2 separate regions of the Homo sapiens genome follow, and region 2 is linked to region 1. A link is a contact called in ENCODE Hi-C or POLR2A ChIA-PET data. All regions are on one chromosome and are shown on one strand. Each heading gives the region's core, a stretch centred on a gene start or an enhancer-like site at or near the end of the contact. The rest is flanking DNA. Distances are from core to core; before and after follow the strand shown. Region 1 holds the start of APPL2 (adaptor protein, phosphotyrosine interacting with PH domain and leucine zipper 2). Region 2 holds the start of SSH1 (slingshot protein phosphatase 1).

What was found. A loop is a pair of places that touch in the nucleus more often than their neighbours do. ChIA-PET counts read pairs that join two places held with the same protein, here RNA polymerase II (POLR2A). Pooled maps may share reads with other maps.
Region 2: a pooled map shows a loop between it and region 1 (4-fold over the local background). The contact joins the promoter of SSH1 here to the promoter of APPL2 in region 1. A Hi-C loop is called at or near these places in 2 of 50 pooled maps. POLR2A ChIA-PET finds 5 or more read pairs at or near these places in 2 of 52 experiments (BJ and naive thymus-derived CD4-positive, alpha-beta T cell).

Annotation. Positions count from the first base shown.
Region 1 is chr12:105,232,672-105,238,385 of GRCh38, reverse strand. APPL2 (adaptor protein, phosphotyrosine interacting with PH domain and leucine zipper 2) reads left to right here and starts at 2,212. Exons shown (of 21, transcript NM_018171.5): 1 at 2,212-2,427. The coding sequence starts at 2,374. RefSeq lists an enhancer at 1,829-2,329 and silencers at 2,194-2,333, 2,384-2,633.
Region 2 is chr12:108,854,433-108,860,146 of GRCh38, reverse strand. It overlaps SSH1 (slingshot protein phosphatase 1), which reads left to right and starts at 2,564. Exons shown (of 15, transcript NM_018984.4): 1 at 2,564-2,719. The coding sequence starts at 2,651. RefSeq lists a silencer at 2,095-2,834 and enhancers at 3,265-3,314, 3,367-3,868, 4,983-5,714.

The DNA.
Region 1 (5,714 bases), core at 963-3,462:
GGGTGGATTTCTAAAATCCACCTGCATAATAGTTTAATAGGAACAGATATATACTCTTTAATGAAACATTTTTAAATGTTCATGTTGACATAAAAATTCCTCTTATGTAGTTTCTCACAGATTATCAAAGGAGAGGATATTTGCCTTCAGAATTTAAATGAGAATCAAACAAGTGGGAGACAGTGCTTAACACTGAGCAGTCTATATTTAATACATGAATGAATGATTGGATGAATTAACAAATGAGATAAATTAAAACCATTTATGCATGTGTTGTATTTCCAGATCTACTTTTGTAACTTAGTTGTTTTGAATTTGGGATAGATTTTCCCATAGAAACAATGTTGTAAACAGTTCTTAAGTTCCAAGAAATCCCACTAAGGCTGTTTAGCCCATAATGTAGCAAGAAAATGCAGAAAAGTAATGGGATAGCTTAAACAATTTTTGAATGTTGAATACTAGTATTTGAAGAAAAGTAACTTTAATTAGAAGATGAGGTGGTACATGAAAAATGCTGTGATTCCCAAGGGGCTGTCTGAGCCCTTTCAAGGGTTCTGAGGGCACTAACTTCTTGTAATGCATATTTTCAAATTAAAATGTGCACATTTATTTCCCTGGGTATAATACTATCCTTGTACTGTTCTCGCAATCAGGATGAAGGAAGAGCATGAGTCTGGCCGTGAGGAATTAGATTTCAGTGAGAAGAGAGTCTGGGACACTGGATGAGGTAAAATGAACTGAATGGCAGGCGGTATAAAATAGAGGAAAGGGAAGAAATATGGTGTGAGCATGATTCCACCTATAGGGAAGACAAGAGTATGGTGGAGGCAAGAAAGAATAGGGAAGAAAGAATACTGTGGAGGAAAATATGGTAGATGGAGGCCATAAAATGGTTCAGGTCAGGTTGGCGCTGGCCAGACCAAGGGAATAATGGCCTTGGAGTTTTCAAGTGATCAGGCAGCATGCTACTATACTAGACTGTCAGAGGTGTCAGCAATGCAGATTGGGTCTTGATATACCTAAGAGGTCTCTGCAGAATGCAGAATTTATATATTACCATATCCCCTCTGTTGATTTTGGTGACACACATACTGCATGATTTTTTTTTTTTTTTTTGAGACGGAGTCTTGCTCTGTTGCCCAGGCTGGAGTGCAGTGGTGCCCTCTCGGCTCACTGAAACCTCTGCCTCCCGGGTTCAAGTGATTCTTCTGCCTCAGCCTCCCGAGTAGCTGGGATTACAGGCGCATGCCACCACGCCCGGCTAATTTTTGTATTTTTAGTAGAGACGGGGTTTCAGCATCTTGGCCAGACTGGTCTTGAACTCCTGACCTCGTGATCCACCCATCTCGGCCTCCCAAAGTGCTGGGATTACAGGCGTGAACCACCACGCCCGGCCAGTCTTATTAACTTCTAAAGAAGGAACTTCAGAAACCCTTGCCTTCCGTGTAAAAAGGTGTCACGTTCCACTTGCCAGTCTTCTTCCATCCCTCTCCCTTCCTTCTTTTCTTCCTCTGGCGTTTACTAACTGACCCTGGGCAGACCACTTATTTCTCTGGGTCCCATTTTCTCATCTCTAAATGACAACACTGGAACCTAGATTATCTAGCCCTTCCAATTCTAAACATTTGATTATGAAATTCTCCAAAATCACAAAACATAAACCAGGAGGACGAGACCTAATTATGACCACATCAAATAGCTGTGGTTTCCAAAGTGGTTATTTCTGATTATCACAGACGAGTCAGTTATCCAGCTTTTCTCCTCTTTTCTTTGTTCCCATAGCATAGGCGACCTCTTTGCTCTCAGAGCTGTTTCAGGGGCGTCGAAATTTATCTAGAAAAAGTGGTGTGGGAAGTGTGGGTTTTTCCTTCCATTAAAAGAAAAAATCTGTTCGCTCCTTCAACTCAAAAGGCTTTCTGGGTAGCCATAAGCAGATAAAACCTTATCTTTCTACCCTCGAGTTCCTCTTTTGGACTTCATATGCATTGACTTGACGGACCTTCAGCACAGAGAACAAACACCCGAAGGGTTCCCTCAGCAACGGGACTGGCACCCAGAGCCCCCCGCTCCCCGCGAGCCGGCGAGCGCAGGCGGAAGCGCGGGCGCCACATTTCCGGTGTCGGGACCGGAGCTCACCACACTTCCGGTTTCCCTGCCGGGCGCGCCACACTTCCTGTTGATCCGGCTCGGCCGGGGGCTGGGCCGGCGGGCAGGCGGCGGCGGCCACTGGCCAGGCGTGGACGCGCGCGGGGCCGCCGCGGGCACGGAGTGGCCGCCGCGTCGCCTGAGCCCAGAGCCGGGGAGTGCTCTCGGCCGCCGCGTCTCCTGCCCTCTGTCCTTCCAACCCAGCCCTCGGCTGAGCCGCGCCGCACCATGCCCGCCGTGGACAAGCTCCTGCTAGAGGAGGCGTTGCAGGACAGCCCCCAGGTACCTCCCGCCGCTCCGGTGCCCCTCGCCCGCAGGGGTGAGGCCGAGGAGGCCCCTCCAGCCCCGGAGTGGAGGCCGCGCCCCCGGCCGGGCAGCCGCGGGAGTGCGCCCGGCCCCCTCGCGGCGCCTCCCACCGGGTTCTCTCGGGCTGAGGAGGGGGCGGGCCGGGCCCTGAGTCCTGAGCCGGGGCAGAGCTGTGGAACAGGGGAGAGAGCCCCGCGGCCGGAGTCTTGATGTCGTGACCCCCCTGCAAGCTCAGCTGCAACTGAGTCTGCGAGATCTAAACTTTGATTCCATGTAGTAGCTGAGTGCCTCAGGAAAACCACCTTATTGTGCCTTAGTTTTGTCGTCTGTAAAATAGGAATAATAATTGTGCCTGCTTCATAGGGTTGTTAGGAGAAGTCAATGAGAAATACCTGTAAAGTTGTCAGCAGACAATGTCCGGTACAGATAATGAGTCAGTCTTATTACTGCTACTCCTAATGATGTGATGAGACTTGTGCCAGCCAGAATGAGAGGCAGAGGGCCTGGATCTCTTTTCCGGCGGTACCAGGCCTCCTTTTGGCACCGTTTTCCCATTAGTGAAGAGAAAAATACAGTACCTGCCCCATTTGTCGCACAAGGGAACTTCATTAGCACACTCGAGATGAGAGTCAAGTCCTTTGAGCTCTGCAGATGAAAACTGGTGTGTAAATATAGCAAATGAGTGCAGGATGACATTAGTTCATAATTCAGCACATCTTTCCCCAGGGGTCTTTTGTTCTCCTTTGTTTAACATTTCTCCAGCTTCGTACCTACACTCCTGGTTCAGCATCCCGGGTTTATTTAAATAAGTGCCTTTATTTCCTAGTGTCTCAACTCTTGAAAACTTAGAATAAGATTAACCTATTTTCGTTTCACACTTTCCCCTCTCTTTTGGGGTTCCTTCCCTTTTTCTTCTAAGTGAATAATACTTCCCAGGATGATCCTTGTATGGATTTACCTACATCGACAGTTCAGAATAAGTCCGAAGGGCTGTATGCATAGGTGTCTTTTGTTCATTTTTTGTGATCCTCCTAGTGTAGATAAGTAAGGAACTGGAAGCAAGCTGTGTGTGTGTTTTTTGTTTGTTTGTTTTGTTTTTTGGTAAGTTTGCATCCTCTGGACGACTTTTTCAAGGCCTCCCTTTTTTATATGGCTGTAGACTCCTGGCATTTTAATCAGACTAAAGCCCTTGGTAGAAGGCATTTTGTCCATGTTCATATCTGTTGTGTGGAATCTGAAGATAGCAATGTGAGATTTTAAATGATCACTTTGAACAAGGATCTCTGTTTGCCTTGCACTTATGGAAACTGAGGTGCACAGAAATATCCTGCTTTTCTAACCTACATGGTGATGCCTAAGCCAGGTTACAGTGATTATACTAACTGATTCTTGATGTTGTCCTCACAAACAGATCATATTCTTAATTTCCAGCTCTAACATAAAGGAATATACACTGTTTGTGAGTGGCTTAAAGGATTTGCCCAGCTGTGAGGAAGTAGACAGGACTGTAGAGCAAGTCAGGAGACCTGGGTTCTAATTCTGGCTCTCACGCTCACTTAGGATGTGATGTGGGTGAGTCTCTTCATCTCCACCCTGTAGCTGGCTCAGTTTCCTAATCTACAGAACATCTACAGAATGAGAGACAGGGAGGGAGCAGGTGATCTTCAAGGTGCTTTAGAGTTAACATTGTCATATCTACATGGTGTATAACTTTGAACTTGTATGTGGCAGAGGAGGTTTAGAGATATTATCATTCTTATTTAATATGTTCCTTTTAATATAGGAAGTTTATTTGTCATTGCTTTTGAGACTTGGCCATCACCCTTAAGAGGGCTCTTGATGGTGCTGTTGTGCAGAATGGAAGCTGACTTTAAGAAGGTCTTTAATGATCATCAGAGCATATTTATATACTACTCTCTTGTATGTGACCTGTGCCTAATGTAGCTTTACTCCCAAGGTGACTCCTAGACTTGGAACTGGAAGGAATCTAATCCATCCCCTTCATTTTATGTGCAAAGCATAAAAACAATAGCAAATGCCTGTTTCATGGATTTTATGTGCCAGGGACTCTTCTAAATGCTTTACATATATTAACTCACTCAATCCTCCCAATAGTCTTGAAGTACATTCTCTATTTAAATAACTAAGGAGCAGAGAAGTAATTTGCTTAGAATTATACACCATAAAGTGACAGAGCCAGGACTGGAACCCAGGCAACTTGCCTGTACTAGGGATATGGTTCAAGTTAGCCCAGCTATCTAGCACCGGGCTTTTCTGTCATCAGTGACCTAAAATGTTTCACTAAAAGGAAAAGATCCTAATAAACCATCTATTGTGTGTTTCTTCTAGTTTTATGAAGAGTAATTTTGAGAGTTGCTTCAGTAATGTGATTGCACAGGATGAATTAAATGAACACCAAAGCTTTTGTAATTGAACTGAGTGACCCAGGAAGAGCTGAATAGCAGTTAACTGACCTTAGACACATCTATTCATGGACTCCTTTTTAGTTTGCAGTGCTGCACGATGCATTGTAAAACTAGTCTGTGTGCATACACATGCGTTATTTCTGCTTACCTCTCATATGTGGGAAGCTGAACATTTTAGGGATTAAGAAATCTGCCTCCATTGTTGTTTAGAAGCCTCTGCTCCTTGCCTGGCACTACTGGCTGTTGGGAATGTGAAGATAAATAAGAGTGACTACCCTTGACTGGTTCACAGTTTGTTCCAGAGACAGATAATGAGGCAACAGTTCCAGTACAGTGTGAATCCTGCTGCGATAGGAACACAAATGCAGCTTTGAGCTCCTGCAGCTTGTACTTCTTCAGGGGCTTATTCTCTTGTCCTGTAAGTAGTACACTTTTGAGGTAAGGTGAAGACAACAGCACTGTTGCTTGCTCGGTTTGTGTTTTGTTTGTTTCTTTTGCGATTGGCATAACGGAACAAAGAAATAAAAGATGTAGTTCTGAGGTTATGCAGTTGAGTGGCCCGGCTGGGAGCAGCCCTCTCCAACCAAATCAGGCCTTTCTTTCCTCAAACAAGATAATCTCAAAACATAACCTGGTGGTTTTATATGTCTTCACTGTGGAGATGTTTTGTGCTGTTCCTCTTTTTGTTTATAACCTATTTTTCCTTTCAATAGACTTGGTTCTTTTTTTTTTTTTTTTTTTTTTTGAGACAGGGTCTCGCTTTGTTGCCCAGACTGGGGTGCAGTGGCATGAACACGGCTCACTGCAGCCTCAGCCTCCTGGGCTCAAGCGATCCTC
Region 2 (5,714 bases), core at 1,315-3,814, 3.6 Mb before region 1:
GATGCTCTAATATTAGCAGAGGCGTTGCCATCCATTACCTCCTTTTCCCTAAGGATGGATGAACAACTCTTGACAAAACTCTCAAGCAAAACAAAGTGTATTTTCCCTTCCTTTCCCTCCCCTCCCCTCCTCTCCCCTCCCCTCCCCTCCCCTCCCCTCCTCTCCCCTCCCCTCCTCTCCCCTCCCCTCCTCTCCCCTCCTCTCCCCTCCCCTCCCCTCCCCTCCTCTCCCCTCCCCTCCTCTCCCCTCCCCTCCTCTCCCCTCCTCTCCCCTCCTCTCCCCTCCCCTCCCCTCCCTTCCCTTCTCTCTTTCTCTCTGTCTTGCTGTGTCACACAGGCTGGAGTGCAGTGGCACGATCTCAGATTGCTGCAACCTCTGCCTCCCGGGTTCAAGTGATTCTCCTGCCTCAGCCTCCTGAGTAGCTGAGATTATAGGTGCCCGCCACCATGCCTGGCTAATTTTTTGTATTTTTAGGAGAGACAGGGTTTCAACATAGTCACCTTTCTGAAAATTCAGTAAAAAATACCAGGCTAGCCATGGTGGCTTCTGTCTGTAATCCCAGCACTTTGGAAGGCGGAAGCAGGAGGATTGCCTGGGCAACATAGTTAAACTTTTTTTTTAAAGGAGCTGGGTGTGGTGGTGTGTACCCGTTGTACTCAGGAGACTGAAGCAGGAGGATGATTTGAGCCTGGGAGATGGAGGCTGCAGTGAGCTATGATTGTGACATTGCACTTCAGCCTGGGTGACGGGAGTGAGACCCTGTTTCAGAAAAAAAGTGAGAGAAAGAGAGGAAGGAAGGAAGGAAGGCAGGAAGGAAGGAAGGAAGGAAGGAAGGAAGGAAGGAAGACTAGTGTTGATGCATGAAATGGAGTTAGGTTCTGGCTTCAAATTACTATAAATGGGTTTTTCACCCAGGAAACATTTTGTGGGAATGGAGCAATTCTTGTTGGGGAGACTGTCCAGTGCATTGGAAGACATTTAGCATCCAAGGCTCTTGCACTCTAAATGCCAGGAGCTCTCCCCCTCCATCAGCAAGACAACCACAAACATTCCCACAAATCCCCTCTTAGAAACGCTCCGTAGAAGCTACAGTGCCCCCCACTAGAATCACCTTTGAGATGAATCGTGCTGAGACCCTGTGAATAACATGGAGGAGGTCACAGCCCCAGGACAGAGGGAGGGACGGGGAAGAATCCAGGAGGCTGCGTGGGTTTCCTGTTGGGCAGTAAGACAAATTTGCTAAGCTGCGGGGCAGGCTGGGACCACTGCGTTTGCGAGTGCTTGTGCAACATGCAGAGGTTGGGGGTGGGAGCCGGGAGATGAGATTTTGGCTAAAAGAAAAGTTTCCTACTACTAAGTCAAGCCAGAATTGCCTTCTTGGTATCTTATTCCATGTTCCCCTCTCCATCCCCATAACTGGTCACCTCTCCCCGGGACAACAGCAGCAGCCTCCTCCCTGGTCTCCCTCAGCCCTCTGCCCCGTGGTCCCTCATCCACGCAGCAGCCGGAGCGATCTTTCCAGAGAGGATGGAGACTCCAGCCATTCCTCCCCTCTTCCCTTCCCTGAGTGCTGGCCTCCGGTTGACAAACTTCTTCCTGCTTCAGGGCACGCTGATCCCCCCTGCTTGGAGAGCTGTCTCTCTGTTCTTTCACCTGTTAATCCTGCTTATGCTCAAGCCCAAGCCTCAGAATAAAGCTCTTCTGGGAAGCCTTCCCTGACCTCCAAGGAGTTGGCTGGGTTTCAGAACACCCAGAAAGAATTCATTGAAAAAGATTAGCAAAATACTTTTTTAAAAACGTGCCTAATAACTTGATTAACCTCTGCAAAATCAGGCGAATCTATTTTGCTTACTGTTTTTGTTTTTTGTTTTTTGTTTTTTTGAGACCGAGTCTCGCTCTGTCGCCCAGGCTGGAGTGCAGTGGCGCGATCTCAGCTCATTGCAACCTCCGCCTCCCAGATTCAAGCGATTCTCTTGCCTCAGCCTCCCGAGTAGCTGGGACTACAGGCGCGCACCACTGCGCCCAGCTAATTTTTGTCTTTTTAGTAGAGACGGGGTTTCACCATGTTGGCCAGGATGGTCTCGATCTCTTGACCTCGTAATCCGCCCGCCTCAGCCTCCCAAAGTGCTGGGATTACAGGCGTGAGCCACCGCGCCCGGCCCCAGGACGTCTTTTATTTCCTGGTCGCTGTACAGTCCTGTCTGCACGGTCGCCGGGCCTCAGTTTCCCCAGGCAGAGCAGCGGGCAGGGCCCCTGGGGCGTACGGGCTCCGGGCGGCGCGCGCGCCCCCGAGTCCCAGGCCTGATAGCGGGGCGCGCGGGCGGGGGCGCGTGTGTCGGGCGCGCGAGGGACGTGATCGACCAGCCGAGGCCTCGGGCAGCCCTCAGGGCCCCCGCGCACGCGCGCCTCCTCGTCCCGCCCTGCCCGCTTCCCCGCCCACTCCGCGCACTGAGGCCTGCGCGCGCCGGCGCGGGAGGCGGGAGCTGGGGGCGGGGGCGGTGGCGACGCCGAGGGGGAGGGGCGGGCCCGGCCCGGCTCGGCCCGGCCGCCCGCGCGCGGCTCCAGGAGGCCCCGGGCCCGGCCCGGGCGGCGGTGGCGGTGGCGGCTCTAGCTCGAGACGTCTGTGGCGCCCTCGCACCGCGCCGCAGCCATGGCCCTGGTGACCCTGCAGCGCTCGCCCACGCCCAGCGCCGCCTCCTCCTCGGCCAGCAACAGCGAGGTGAGCCCCGGGCTCGCCGCGCCCGGCCTGGGCCGCCGGACGCCGCGCCGAGGCCGCCGGAGCTGGGGCCGCGCGTGCGGGGCAGGGGGGCGGCTGCGCGGGCTCCTCGGGGCCCCGCCGTAGGAACAGAGCCGGGCAGCCGGACCGGGGTGACCGTGCGAGGACTGTGTGCGATGTGACCCTGTCTTGGGGAGCTGTGCGGGGACTTTGTGTGCGGTGTGACCCCTATCGGGGGGCGACTTTGCAGGGACTGTGTATGCAGTGCGACCCCTCTGGGAGTGTCTGCAGGATACTGTGTGTGCGCTGTGACCCACATCAGGGGGTTACCCCCATCTTGGGGTGACCCCTGTTAGGCGGAGACTGTGTGCGTTGTGACCCCTAAGGGTGACTGTGCAGAGACTGTGTGTGCAGATGTGACCTCGTGATTGTGTGGGGACTGTGATTTCAGGTGTGACCCCCATCTTGGGTTGACCTCTGTCTGGGGAGGACTGTGCGTCTGTCGGGACTCCCATTTGTGAGTGACTCTGCAGTGTGACCAGGGTCCAGGGGTGACTGGATGTGCAACTGGGACCCTTGATTGGGTGACTGCGTGAGCCGCTGGTTCTGAGACCTGTGGCCGGGGTAGTTCTAGGCCCTTTGCCTGTATGCCTGGCTGTGCGATGTGAGATGTGACTGTTGCTGACCTGCCGTCCGGGGACTGTGCCAGCGTGAGACAGGCATCTGGGAGTGCCCCTACAAACGTGTGAGATTGTTTCCCCGCCTGCCGCCTCTGGAGTTCTGTCTGTAGGCGTGCCCGTGTCACTGTGTGACGGTGACCGAGCGTGCTGTGGGCTCTGTGTGGCTGTGTTTCACGTCTGTGCGTGCAGCCTTAGTCTGGCTTTTCCTTTCTGTAACATCACTCAGGCCTGTGTGTTTATGTGCATCTATCTTTCTGTGTGGCTGTGACCCATTCTGGGTGATTGCATAGGTGCATTCCTGGGTTGCGTGTCCTGGCACTGTGCGCGTTTTTGTGGGTCTGTGTGTGGCCCAGGTCCGTTTGCCTGGCCACTTTTTCCTCTGGGGTTGATTGAGGGCACTGTTGCCCTCTTAGCCTGCAGGGTTGGCCTGGCTTGTCCTAGGCTGGGGCCTTGGGCCTCTGAGCAGGTCAGCCCTCTGTAGCTGCAGGGATGACCCTCTGGTCGCGCAATCTTGCCCACCATCTCTTGAAGAACCCGTCAAGGCCTCTGGTCTAAACTCTTACCTATAACAAGGCTGAGTGTCCGCCTGCAGACCCTTAGCTGTGTTTAGAGAAGACTGGAGGAGCGGCCCTGCGGTCCCAGGCCCAGGAAGTTCCGCAGCCAGCATCTGGGCTCTTCAGCCCCTTTCTTTGTGGGAGGGAGTGGGGGAAGTTGACTGATAACACGGGGGAGGTTTGTGTGTCTGAGAGAGACAAGAGAATAATGTTTGCATTTGGCTTGACAGCCCTGTCTCCTGGTAGGGTAGTTCTTCAGCCTTGTTTTGCTGGGATTGGCAGGGACATTTTCAGAGTGGCTGGGAAGTTGAACCTTCACAGCCCCCTCCTTGGAGAGGAGAGGCCATTCATGAGTTATCTATACACAGAAGGTTCTAGTAATCCCCCTCTACACGCTGATTAGAGGCAAAAGAACACTGGCGATCAATAGCCTGCTACTGAGAAGTTAGGTTGCAGGAGCGCCTTTCCTTCCCACAGCGAGGAGGGGCTGTTTTCTGTTCCGGTCACTGCTGTCTGGCAATTTATGCACTTAATCTCAGGTTCTCATCACAAAAGTTTATGTGAGGTAAGGGGAGAGGTTGGCTTCAGGCTGAACCTGTCAGCCCAGATTTCTGATTCAAAACCCCATGTTCCTAGAGTTACTTGCAACCTAATCTGTTCTTGTCTTACGCATTTTAAGGTCTTATTATTTTTTAGTTACATACCATAAATTTGCCATTTTAAAGTGTACAATTCAGTGGTTTTTAGTATATACATGAGATTGTGCAACCACCACCATCTAATTCCAGAACATTTTCATCCTCCCCAAAATAGGAACCCTGTACCCGTTAGCCCTCACCTGCAGCCTCCCCCTGCCCCATTCTCCCTAACCTTAGGCAACCACTAATCTACTTTCTGTATCTATGGATTTGCTTATTCTGGACATTTTATATAAATGGAATCACACCCTGTGTGGCCTTTTGTGTCTGGCTTCTTTGACTCAGCATCACGTTTTCAAAGTTCATGCATATTGTAGCATGTGGCAGTACTTCATTCCTTTTCATGGCTGTATAATACTCCATTGTATGGATGTACCACATTTTGTTGGACATTTGTGTTGTGTCTACTAGATACATTTTCAATTATTATATAAAGCATTATTTTTACCAAGTGCCAATGACCCTGATAAACATAAAGTAAAACTCAGGCAGCTTTTATTTGATCATAGCAAAGCTGCAGCATTCATTGCTTGGCTTTGAATGCGCTGGGATGTTTCCCGAAGGCAAGGCCCTCGTTCAGATGTGTTGAGGTGAGAAGCAAGGTGGGATGGAGACAGCAAGTGTGTATGGGGTCAGGAGACCTAGGCCAGGCCGGTTCTGCCCTGGTCCGCCCTCGCTTGAGTTGCTTCCTGTGTGTGGGCCCTGGCTCATCTAAAAGGACTGAATTACCTCTTTCATGTGTTCCTTGGCAGATGTAGTTTCCCTGGAATAACTGACCTGAGATGGCCTTTCATCTGAGAACCTCAGAGAGTGACCGAGAGTTAAATGATTGTGAAGTCCGTACCCCCAAGTCACGTCATCACTCTTCAAATTGCAACTTCATAATGAGTCAGACACTTAGGGCAGTGCTTTCCTGACACAGCCAGGCCTGCTGCCGGCGTGGGAAACGGGGGATCACAGCCCTCAGTCCTAAGGCTCTCTTTTCTCTTTTAATTTTCTTTTTTTCCCAGTCTTTGATTATGTCACTTATGTCATTTTCCTGTGAATCTTATCTCAGTTCCTTTGT